Regions from separate parts of the Homo sapiens genome. Here region 1 is linked to region 2. A link is an interaction called in ENCODE POLR2A ChIA-PET data of the cell type or tissue named here. Cell type or tissue: K562. All regions are shown on one strand. Each heading gives the region's core, and the rest is flanking DNA. Links, peaks and the distances in the headings are about the cores only. Region 1 overlaps KPNA6 (karyopherin subunit alpha 6). Region 2 overlaps LOC124903949 (a long non-coding RNA gene).

The links. ChIA-PET counts read pairs that join two places held together with the same protein. Peaks named below come from ENCODE experiments on the same cell type or tissue, not always from the same donor. Only the 100,000 strongest peaks of a DNase experiment are listed, where the experiment ranks them.
Region 1: POLR2A ChIA-PET joins it to region 2 with 5 read pairs; 9 of 35 experiments call an interaction of 5 or more read pairs at or near these places.

Annotation. Positions count from the first base shown.
Region 1 is chr1:32,141,845-32,147,220 of GRCh38, reverse strand. All of the region lies in intron 1 of KPNA6 (karyopherin subunit alpha 6), which reads right to left. Among named protein-coding and RNA genes, the nearest start is that of TXLNA, 35 kb to the left of the region's middle. In K562, for the core only: no CTCF peak of the experiment used is centred there; DNase peaks (open chromatin) are centred at 2,650 and 4,270.
Region 2 is chr1:32,340,130-32,345,505 of GRCh38, reverse strand. All of the region lies in intron 1 of LOC124903949 (a long non-coding RNA gene), which reads right to left. It overlaps LOC105378629 (a long non-coding RNA gene), which reads left to right. Exons shown (of 3, transcript XR_947157.3): 3 at 2,273-2,370. Among named protein-coding and RNA genes, the nearest start is that of MARCKSL1, 6.6 kb to the right of the region's middle. In K562, for the core only: no CTCF peak of the experiment used is centred there; no DNase peak of the experiment used is centred there.

The DNA of each region.
Region 1 (5,376 bases), core at 233-5,232, 200 kb after region 2:
TGAGGGAGAATTATGACATTTCCCTATAAGCAAAAGCTGAGGGGCTTTGTTACCACTAGACCTGCTCTGCAAGAAATGCTGGCTGGGCCTGTAATCTCAGCACTTGGGAGGCTGAGGCAGGAGGATCACATGAGCCGAGTTCGAGACCAGTCTAGGCAATGTGGTGAAACCCCATCTCTGCAAAAAAATATATAAAAATTAGCCGGACGTGGTGGTATGCACCTGCAGTCCCAGCTACTTGGGAGGCTGAGGTGGATTGCTAGAACCTGGGAGGTTCAGGCTGCAGTGAGCCGTGACTGTACCACTGGACTCCAGCCTGGGCAACAAAGCAAGACTCTGTCAAAAAAAAACACAAAAAACAAAAAACTAATGGGAGCCCTTCAGGTTGAAATGAAAGGACACAGTAACTTGATGCCATATGAAGAAATAAAGATCTCTGATAAAGGTAACTATATGGGCAGATATAAAAGCCAGTATTACTATACATCGGTTTGTAACTTTTCATTTCCTACATGATTTAAAAGACAAATGCATAAAATAATTATAAATCTACATTATTGGTCACACAATGTTTAAACATAAAATGTGTGATGACAACAGCATAAAGGAGGAAACAATGCTGTACATGAGCAGTTTTGTATGCTTCTGAATTAAGCTGGTATTGATTCCAACTAGAGTGTTATAAAGTTAGAATATTAAGTGTAATTCCCATGGTGTTCACTAGGAAATATCCAAAAAACTACATGCACAGAAAATAAAAATTAAAAATATACACAAAAGGAAATGAGAAGGGAATAAAGAGAGCTGGAATAGCTACATGAATATCTGACAAAACAAACTTTAAGTCAGAAACTGTTACCAAAAAGAAAGGACATCATATGGCCAATTCATCAAGCTATTAAAAAACATATGCAATAAACAAGAGCCCCCAAACATGAAGCAAGTTCTGACAGAAGTGCAGAAAAAATATTTGGAGACTTTTTTGTCCCCACCAACTGTGGCCTACAGATATTTGGAGACTTTTAATGAACCACGTTCAATAATGAACAGAACACCTAGACAGAAGATCGATAAGTAACAGAGGACTTGAACAAAATTATAAAGTAGACCTAAGAGAGATATACAAGGCATTCCACCCAATAACAGCAGAATATACATTCTTCTCAAGTATAGATTCTCCAGGATAGGCCATATGTTAGCCCACTAAAAGTGTCTCAATAAATTTTGGAAGACTGAAGTCATATAAAACATTATCTCTGACTACATGGAATGAAGCTAGAAATCAGTAACAGAATGATAACTAGAAAATTCACAAATATACAGAAATTAAGGAAGACATTCTTTAAAATGTCGGAAGACTCATATGTCCTGATTTCATAACTTACTACAAAGGTACAGTAATTAAAACAGTGTGGTACTGGCATAAGGATAAGCATATGGACATACAGAATAGAATTGAGAGTCCAGAAATAAACCCTTACATCTACGGCCAGCCAACTGATTTTGAAGAAGGATATTATGTCCATTCAGTGGAGAAATAAATATTTCATTGTATAGAGAATATTTTATACATTATATAAAATGAAATATTAGCCAGACCAGGCGGGGTGGCTCACATCTGTAATCTCAACACTTTGGGAGGCCGAGGTGGGCAGATCACTTGAGGTCAGGAGTCTGAGGCCAGCCTGGCCAACATGATGAAACCCCGTCTCTACTAAAAATACAAAAATTAGCCAGGCATGGTGGCGGGTGCCTGTAATCACAGCTACTCAGGAGGCTGAGGTGGGAGAATCACTTGAACCTAAGAGGCAGAGGTTGCAGTGAGCTGAGATCGTGCTGCTGCACTCCAGCTTGGGGAACAGAGCTTGCTCCATCTCCAAAAAAAAAAAAAAGAAATACAAATCAAAACCACAATGATTCAACCTGAGAAAGCTGACTGAAAAACGTATATAAAAAAGTTTTGGCCAGGCGTGGTGGCTCACATCTGTAATCCCAGCACTTTGGGAGGCCGAGGTGGGTGGATCACGAGGTCAGGAGATTGAGACTATCCTGGCTAACCCAGTGAAACCCCGCCTCTACTAAAAATACAACAACAAAAAAATTAGCTGGGTGTGGTGGCGGGCCCCTGTAGTCCCAGCTACATGGGAGGCTGAGGCAGAAGAATGGCATGAACCTGGGAGGCGGAGTTTGCAGTGAGCCGAGATCGCGCCACTGCACTTCAGCCTGGGCGACAGTGTGAGATTCCATCTCAAGAAAAAAAAAAAAAAAAGTTTTAGGCCAGGCGCGGTGGCTTACGCCTGTAATTCCAACACTTTGGGAGGCTGAGGTGGGGAGATTATCTAAGGGTGGGACCCTCCAGCCTGGCCAACATGGAGAAATCCCATCTCTACTAAAAATACAAAATTAGCTGGGCATGGTGGCACATCCTTGCAATCCCAGCTACTCGGGAGGCTGACGCAGGAGAACTGCTTGTACCTGGAAGGTGGAGGTTACAGTGAGGCGAGATTGTGCCACTGCATTCCACCCTGGGCGACAGAGCGAGACTCCATCTCAAAAAAAAAAAAGTTTTAAAAACCACAGTGACATACTACTCCACACCTACTAGGATGGAGTAAGAATAATAAAAGCACACGCTGGCTAAGATCTGGAACCTGGTGGATTGCTGATAAGAATGGAAAATGGTGCAGCCACTGTGGAAAACAGAATAGTAGTTCCTAAAAAAATTAAAAAGAATTACTATATAATCCAGCAATTCTACTTTTATACGATTTCTCCCTTATTCAGTTTTGCTTTGCAGAGTGTCAGTTACCCATGGACAACAGTGGTCTGAAAATATTAAATGGAAATTTCCAGATAAAAACAATTCATAAGTTTTAAATTTCATACTATTCCAAGTAACATGATGAAATATCGCGCTAACCATCTATTCCACCTGGGACATGAATCATCCCTTTGTCCAGTATATCCACACTGTATACACTGCCAGTTAGTAGCAGATATTGCAGTGTTTGTGGTCAAGTCATCCTTATTTTACCTAATAATGGCCCCAAAGTGCAAAAGTGATGATGCTGGCATATTGTTATGTGTTCTATTTTATTATTATTGTTCTCAATCTCTTATTGTGCCTAATTTACAAATTAAACTTCATCATAGGTACGTATGTATAGGAAATAATATAGTATATAGGGTTTGGTACCATCTGTCGTTGCAGGTGTCCACTGGGGGTGTTGGAATATATTGCCTGTGGATAAGGCAAGGACTACTGCATATGGATACCATGGAATATCATTCAGCCAAAAAAGGAATGAAGGTCTAACACATGCTACAACATGATTGAACCTTGAAATTAATGTGCTAAGTGAAATAAGCAAGACACAAAATATTCCACTTACATGAGGTACCTAGAGTCAAACTCAGAAAGTAGATTAGAGGTTACCAGGTGCTAAGAGGAGAGGAAAATAGGGAGTTATCGCTTAGTGGGTACAGAATTTCTGTTAGGGGTAGTAAAATATTTGGAAATAGTGATGATGATGGTCACATAACATTGTAACTGTAATTAATGCCACTGTATTGTACACTTAAATTGAAAATTTTGTTACATATATTTTATCACTAATAATTTTTTTTTCTTTTCTTTTTTTTTTTTTTAAGACAGAATCTTGCTCTGTCACCCGGGCTGGAGTGCAGCAGTGCGATCTTGGCTCACTGCAACCTCCACCTCCCAGATTCAAGTGATTCTCCTCAAGTAGTGGGGATTACAGGCACCCACCACCATGCCCGGCTAATTTTTGTATTTTTAGTAGAGATGGAGTTTCTCCATGTTGCCCAGGCTGGAATAATTTTTTTTTTTAATCGGCATTGTAGCCTGGGCTCAGGCCTGTACTGCCAGCACTTTGGGAGGCCAAAGTGGGCAGACTGCTTGAGCCCAGGAGTTCAAGAGCAGCCTGAGCAATATGGTGAAACCACAATCTCTACAAAAAAATACCAAAATTAGCTGGGCATGGTGGCATGCACCTGTGGTCCCAGCTACTTGGGAGGCTGAGGCAGGAGGATTGCTTGAGCCCAGGAGGTTGAGGCTGCAAGTGAGCTGTGTCTGCACCTCTGCACTCCTTTTGAGGCCCGATTATCCCTGTGAGACTAACAGAGTAGACAACAGATTTCTGAAGGCAGCACTATGAACTGCTGTCCCCTATTACCTGACACATAGCTTTTCATGACTGAGCCTGGGCTGTCCTGGACGCTAGCCTCTCCTTCAAGCACAGCTGACAGTGAAGCTGGGAGGAGAGCCATGCTGAGCTTCTTTAGTCACCATGGTGACAAGAAACTATCACAAATATTTGCTTATGACTTCACTGGGGAAGCAGACAAGGGAGGTTAGATTGGAAGGAGGAACATCTGCACAAGCACATCTGGAATCTCAGGGATCCAGCACGCCAGCGGCTTTTTCCATTATGTACTCCCTTACTTGCTGTGGATGAATTTTTTAAAATTCACAATACAAATAAACTTTTCTAGCATCTGGCTGTCCTAGACTGTCTTTGGGTTTTCTTAGTCAAGGAACTCTCTCAAAGTGAATAGGTCTCTGAAGTCACACCTTTCATTTCTAGGGAATGTCTAATGTTGCCATGCACTTTCTAAGCTTTTAAAACCAAAGAGCTAGCAATGATAATACAAAATAGGTAGGGGCCTTAAAATGGCTGAATCATGTCTGTTCCTAATTCATATTATGAAGTCCTAAACCCCAATACCTCAAAACGCGTCTATATTTGAAGATAGAGTCCTTAAAGAGGTAATTAAGGTAAATAAGGTTATTGGGGTAGGCCCTAATCCAGTAACTGGTGTCCTTAAAACAAGAGAGGGAGAACAGCATGTGAACATGAAGACAGCTATATAGAAGCCAACAACAAACGGCTGAGAATAAAACAACCCTTCTGACAACTTTTTTTTTTTTTTTTTTTTTTTTTTGAGACAGGGTCTCGCTCTGTCACCCAGGCAGGAATGCAGGGACACAATCTCAGCTCCCTGCAACCTCTGTCTCCGGGGTTCAAGCGATCCTCCTGCCTCAGCCTCCTGAGTAGCTGGGATTACAGGTGCGGGCCAGCACGCCTGGCTAATTTTTTGCATTTTTAGTAGAGACGGTCTCACCATGTTGAGGCTGGTCTCAAACTCCGTGATCCGCCCGCCTTGGCTTCCCAAAGTGCTGGGATTACAGGCATGAGCCACTGCACCTGACCTCTTCTGACAACTTGATCTCAGACTTCTAGCCTCCAGAACTGTGAGAAAATACATTTCTGTTGTTTAAACCACCCAGTCTGTGGTTCTTTGTTATGGTGGCCCTCGCAAACTAATATAGGCCCTAATTACCTAATCTAAATA
Region 2 (5,376 bases), core at 96-5,095:
AGGGGAGCACATTTGTTTTTACACTTCTGTCACGCCTTTGTTCATTCCTCCCCTCGTTTACTTTGTCTGTCAACAAATAGCTGCTGAGCACCCTCTATTAGAAAGTGACCCTGAGACAGTGGAGAATGTCTGGAGGGGCAGAACTGGTTGGCAGAGAGGTCAGTGAGAAGCTGATGACGTAACCCAGCCCAGGTGAATGAAGGGTCTTCCACAGGGCGAGGCATGGAGAGGAGCAATGAGCTGAGATCAGTCCAGGTTCCTGGCTTGGGCAGTGGAGGAGGTAAGTAAGGTGTGAGAGGTGCCGAGCCCAAAGCTCAGAGCGATGGAGTCTATGGTGGGAAGAGCCAGTCCTTCCTCCTGGGGACTCTGGAAAGCTCCTCGGGAGTGGCTTGATCTGGGTTTTAAAAGAAGAGTAGGCCGGGCGCAGTGGTTCACCCCTGTAATCCCAGCACTTTGGGAGGCCGAGGCGGGCAGATCATTTGAGGTCAGCAGTTTGAGACCAGCCTGGCCAACATGGTGAAACCCCATCTCTACTAAAAATACAAAAATTAGCTGGGCATAGTGGTGGGCACCTGTAATCCCAGCTACTCGGGAGGTTGAGGCAGGAGAATTGCTTGAACTCGGGAGGTGGAGGTTGCAGTGAGCCGAGATTGTGCCACTGCACTCTAGCCTGGGCGACAGAGTGAGACTCCGTCTCAAAAAAAAAAAAAAAAAAAAGAGAAGAGTAGAAATTTAGCAAGTAGAGAGGAATGCTGGGCAGAGGAAACAGCATGTTCAAAGGCCCTGAGGCAGGACGGAGCTCAGCACTCAGAGGAACTGAGAAGCCAGTCGAGTTGAAGCTCAGCAGGCCAACTGGAGTGCTATGGCTTGAATGTGTCCCCCCAAAAGTATGTGTATTCCCCAATGCAACAGTGGTGAGAGGTGAGGCACTAGGGAAGGGTCGCTAGGGATATGAGACCTCTCTGAACAAGCAGAAGAGAAGGGGAATTTAGGCCTGGTGCAGTGGCTCATGCCTGTAATCCCAGCACTTTGGGAGGCTGAAGCAGGCAGATAGCCTGAGGTCAGGAGTTCGAGACCAGCCAGGCCAGCATGGTGAAACCCTGTCTCTACTAAAAATACAAAAATTAGCTGAGCGTGGTGGCAGGCACCTGTAATCCCAGCTACTTGGGAAGCTGAGGCTGGAGAATCACTTGAACCCGGGAGGCGGAGGTTGCAGTGAGCTGAGATCACGCCATTGCACTCCAGCCTGGGCGACAGAGCGAGACTCTGTCTCAAAAAAAAAAAAAAAAAAAAAAAAAAAGAGAAGGAGAATTTAAGGAGGGGCTGGGAGGGGACAGAAAGATGAAGTATGTGTTTGGGTGCGGGTGGGGGGCCACTCCAGAGTATATTTTTCTGGAAAAAGGCACTAAAAGGTCCCAGGAGGACACTTATGGGTTGCAAGAGGAAAGGGAGAGAATCTTCAGGATTCTGAGGAAGAGGCACATTCCTTTCTCATATAAGAAATTAATTGAGGCCAGTGGCTCACGCCTGTAATCCCAACACTTTGGGAGGCCGAAGTGGGAGGATCACTTAAGTCCAGGAGTTCTAAGGCCAGCTTGGGCAACATGGCGAGACATTGTCTCTGTGGAAAAAAAAAAAAAAAAAAGCTGGCCATGATGGTGTGCACCTGTAGTCCCAGCTACTTGGGAGGCTGAAGTGAGAGGATCACCTGAGCCCAGGGAGGTCGAGGCTGCAATGAGCTATGAATGCACCATTGCACTCCAGCCTGGGTGACAGAGCAAGACCCTGTTAAAAAAAAAAAACAAAAACAAAAAAAGAAAGAAAAGAAAAAGAAAGAAAGAAAAAGAGAAGAAGAGAAGGAAGGAAATAAGGAAATTTATTGAAGCCAAATAAATTCCCCCCTGAACAATTCCCATCCTTGGAACAGCCCAGTCAGTGCCTTCACTACCTGCCCCAGACGAAAGATGATGAAGGGGCCACAGGGCTGACTCAGGGCAATCCTAGGCTCCCAGCTCCCCTCCCCAGGGCAGAAAGAGAGGAGAGAGAGAGAGGACAAGAATGGGAAACTGTTGAGCACCAAGTTTGTGTCTGGCACCTGCCCCGGAATTTTATGTAACAGCCCTGAGGAACATTATTGAAATCCTCCAGTGTGGTCTGCACCTCAAATGCACGGGTTTTTTGGTGTGTGTGTGTGTGTGTGTGTGTGTGTGTGTGTGTGTGTGTCTGTATGTTTTGTTTTGTTTTTTGAGACAGAATCTCCCTCTGTCACCAGGCTGGAGTACAGTGGCGTGATCTCAGCTGACTGCAACCTCTGCCTTCCGGGTTCAAGCGATTCTCCTGCCTCAGCCTCCGAAGTAGCTGGGATTACAGGTATACGCCACCACGCCCAGCTAATTTTTGTATTTTTAGTAGAGATGGGGTTTCACCATGTTGGACAGGATGGTCTCGGTCTCTTGACTTCAGGTGATCTGTCTGCCTCGGCCTCCCAAGGTGCTGGGATTACAGGCGTGAGCGACCGCGCCCAGCCAGGATGCTCTGTTTTAAGGGCTTTCCTTGATGCTTCCAACTCATTTATTTCGCAATAACCCCACAGAATGAGTACTATTATCATTCCCATTTTATAGATGAGGATACTGAGGCTCACTCAGAGAGGCCCTGAAGTCACACAGTGGTGATGGAGCCACCTCTTCACCACGAACACCACCTCAACACAACGACACCTCACCCAATCCTCACAACCACCTGAAGGGGTTCCCAGTGTCTTCATTTTAGAGTGGGCGAGTGGGGCTAGCAAGGGGAAGGGACCTGTCTAGGGCTGCAAAGCTGGAAGGCAGCAGTAGCGTGGGCTCGGATCATCTGGGGGAAGAGGCGGAATAGGAGAGGTGGTGGGGTGGGGTTGGAGTGATGTAGAAAGGGGTGGGATTGGGGACTAGCTAGGAGGGAGTTTCAGTTTCTCTTTTTGTTGTTGTTGTTTTGAGACAGAGTTTTGCTCTTGTCACCCAGGCTGGAGTGCAATGGAGCGATCTTGGCTCACTGCAGCCTCCGCCTCCCGGGTTCAAGCAATTCTCCTGCCTTAGCCTCCCGAGTAGCTGGGATTACAGGAACACGCCACTATGCCCAGCTAATTTTGTATTTTTAGCAGAGACGAGGTTTCACCATGTTGGCCAGGCTGGTCTCAAGCTCCTGACCTCAGGTGATCCGCCTGCCTCAGCCTCCCAAAATGCTGGGATTACAAGCATGAGCCACCATGCCCGGCCCAGTTTCTCTTTTGAAGGGACTTCCCCTAAGTGGGGATTTTGGTTGGAAAGTTGTAAGCAACCCGCATTCCACTGGTTTGGCCACTCCTTTCCCAAAGGTACCCAGGATCTGTAAAGAAACTGAAAGTCAGGAAGAGGTGAGAAGTGGGAGAGGGTAAGCTCCGGGCAGCCCAGATAAACTGGGTTGAATTTCTGGTGACCTCATCAAGCCTGGGGGAGGTCAGCAGGTGAGCTGGAATTACAGGCTTCTTTGCTATTGGGGAAACTGAGCCCCAGAGAGACAGCTCTATCAGATAGTGGCTGGGCCTCATCCAGTCTATGCAACCACCACACATACACATGCGTGTGCACCTGTGCACAAGTGCATACACACACACAACCAGGGGAAGGGGGAGGGGAAGGGAGAAATGAAAGGTCTGGGTGGCCTAGAATTCTGAAAGGGAACTTTCGAACCCCTGTCCTTATGATTTGGTCACTGTCTGGATGGCAGGTCCCAGTGAAGGGCCCCTGAGGTGCCCCCGTATCCAGAGCAGGGCTCAAGGCCTGTCACTGGCAGGGACGCAGCACACCTGGGTCTTGCTGACAACCAAGCCGGGAGCCAGAGAGCCCAGGCGAATGAGAATAGCTCTGGTTCTGCAGTGTCCAGCCCCTGGGGCAGGCCCTGCAGCTGCCTCAGCTCTCCTTGCCAGCACCTCTGGCAGCTCCTCTCATCCTGAGCTCACAACCCTCTCTGGATGCCTCCAGCTGACCCTAGCACCACACACGCCTCAGAGCTCTTGAAAGCCACCTTCCCCCAGTCCTGGCCTTGTTTCCTCCTCTGGAAATGGGGACAATGGTGGTACACATCTCACAGGGCCAGAGGGAACATATGGAAAGCAGGCGGCACAAGGCTTGCCATACAACAGGCACGCAACCAACGCCGGCAGCAATGACGGTGATTACTCTCTGTTCTTCCTGCCTTTAAAAACATTTATTTATTTATTTATTTATTTACTTATTTTTGAGACAGTCTCACTCTGTTGCCCACACTGGAGTGCAGTGGTGCAACCTCGGCTCACTGCAACCCCAACCACCCCGCCATCCCCTAGCCTCCCAAGTAGCTGGGACTACAGGCACACACCACCACACCCGGCTAATTTTTGTATTTTTAGTAGAGATGGGGATTTACCATGTTGGCCATGGCTGGTCTTGAACTCCTGCCCTCAAGTGATCTGCCTGCCTCGGCCTCCCAAAGTGCTGGGATTACAGACATAAGCCACTGTACCCGGCCTATCTTATTTTTTGTAGAGATGGGGCCTTGCTATGTTACAAGCCAGGCTAGTCTTAAGACTTCTGGGCTCAAGCAATCCTTCTGCCTCAGCCTCCCAAAGTGCTGGAATTACAGGTGTGAGCCACCGCACCCTGCCCCTATTCCTGCCTTTTGCCTATTTTTCTTTTTTAAGACAGATTCTCATTCTGTCACCCAGGCTAGAGTGCAATGGTGCAATCTCTGCTCACTGCAACCTCTGCCTCCCGGTTTCAAGCGATTCTCCAGCCTCAGCCTCCCGAGTAGCTAGGACTACAGGCATGCGCCACCACACTCAGCTAATTTTTGTATTTTTTGATAGAGGTGGGATTTCACCGTGTTGGGCAGGCTGGTCTCAAACTCCTGGCCTCAAGCAACCTGCCCACCTCGGCCTCCCAAAGTGCTGGGATGCGCCCTGCCCCCTTTCTGCCTTTTAAAGATTCTTCCCATTGGTCTGCACTCTGTGCTTTCTCCTGCCCCTAGTCAGCTGCTGGCTTCTTCCCAGAGCCCTCTCCTGCTGCTGCCCACCAATGCAGTGCTCCTGCCACCCAGGCATCTCCTGGGCGTCTGATGCACGACTTGGCTGCCGTTACCCTCTTATTGGCAACAATCAGAGGCCTAGATTTCCAGGGGTCAGTCCTGACTTAAAAACCTTCTGTCTGTTGTCCCTGTAAAGTCACTAGCCAGCCTTTAGGAACAGCCTTTGGCTCAGGAAATGTGATCACATGTCTATGTGAAGTATACAGACTTCAGGCTGCCTTCTGCGCATCCCCCTGAATCTTCCTTGGACATCGCAAACGCAACAGGGCTAGATTCAGCAACTCCCTCCCATGT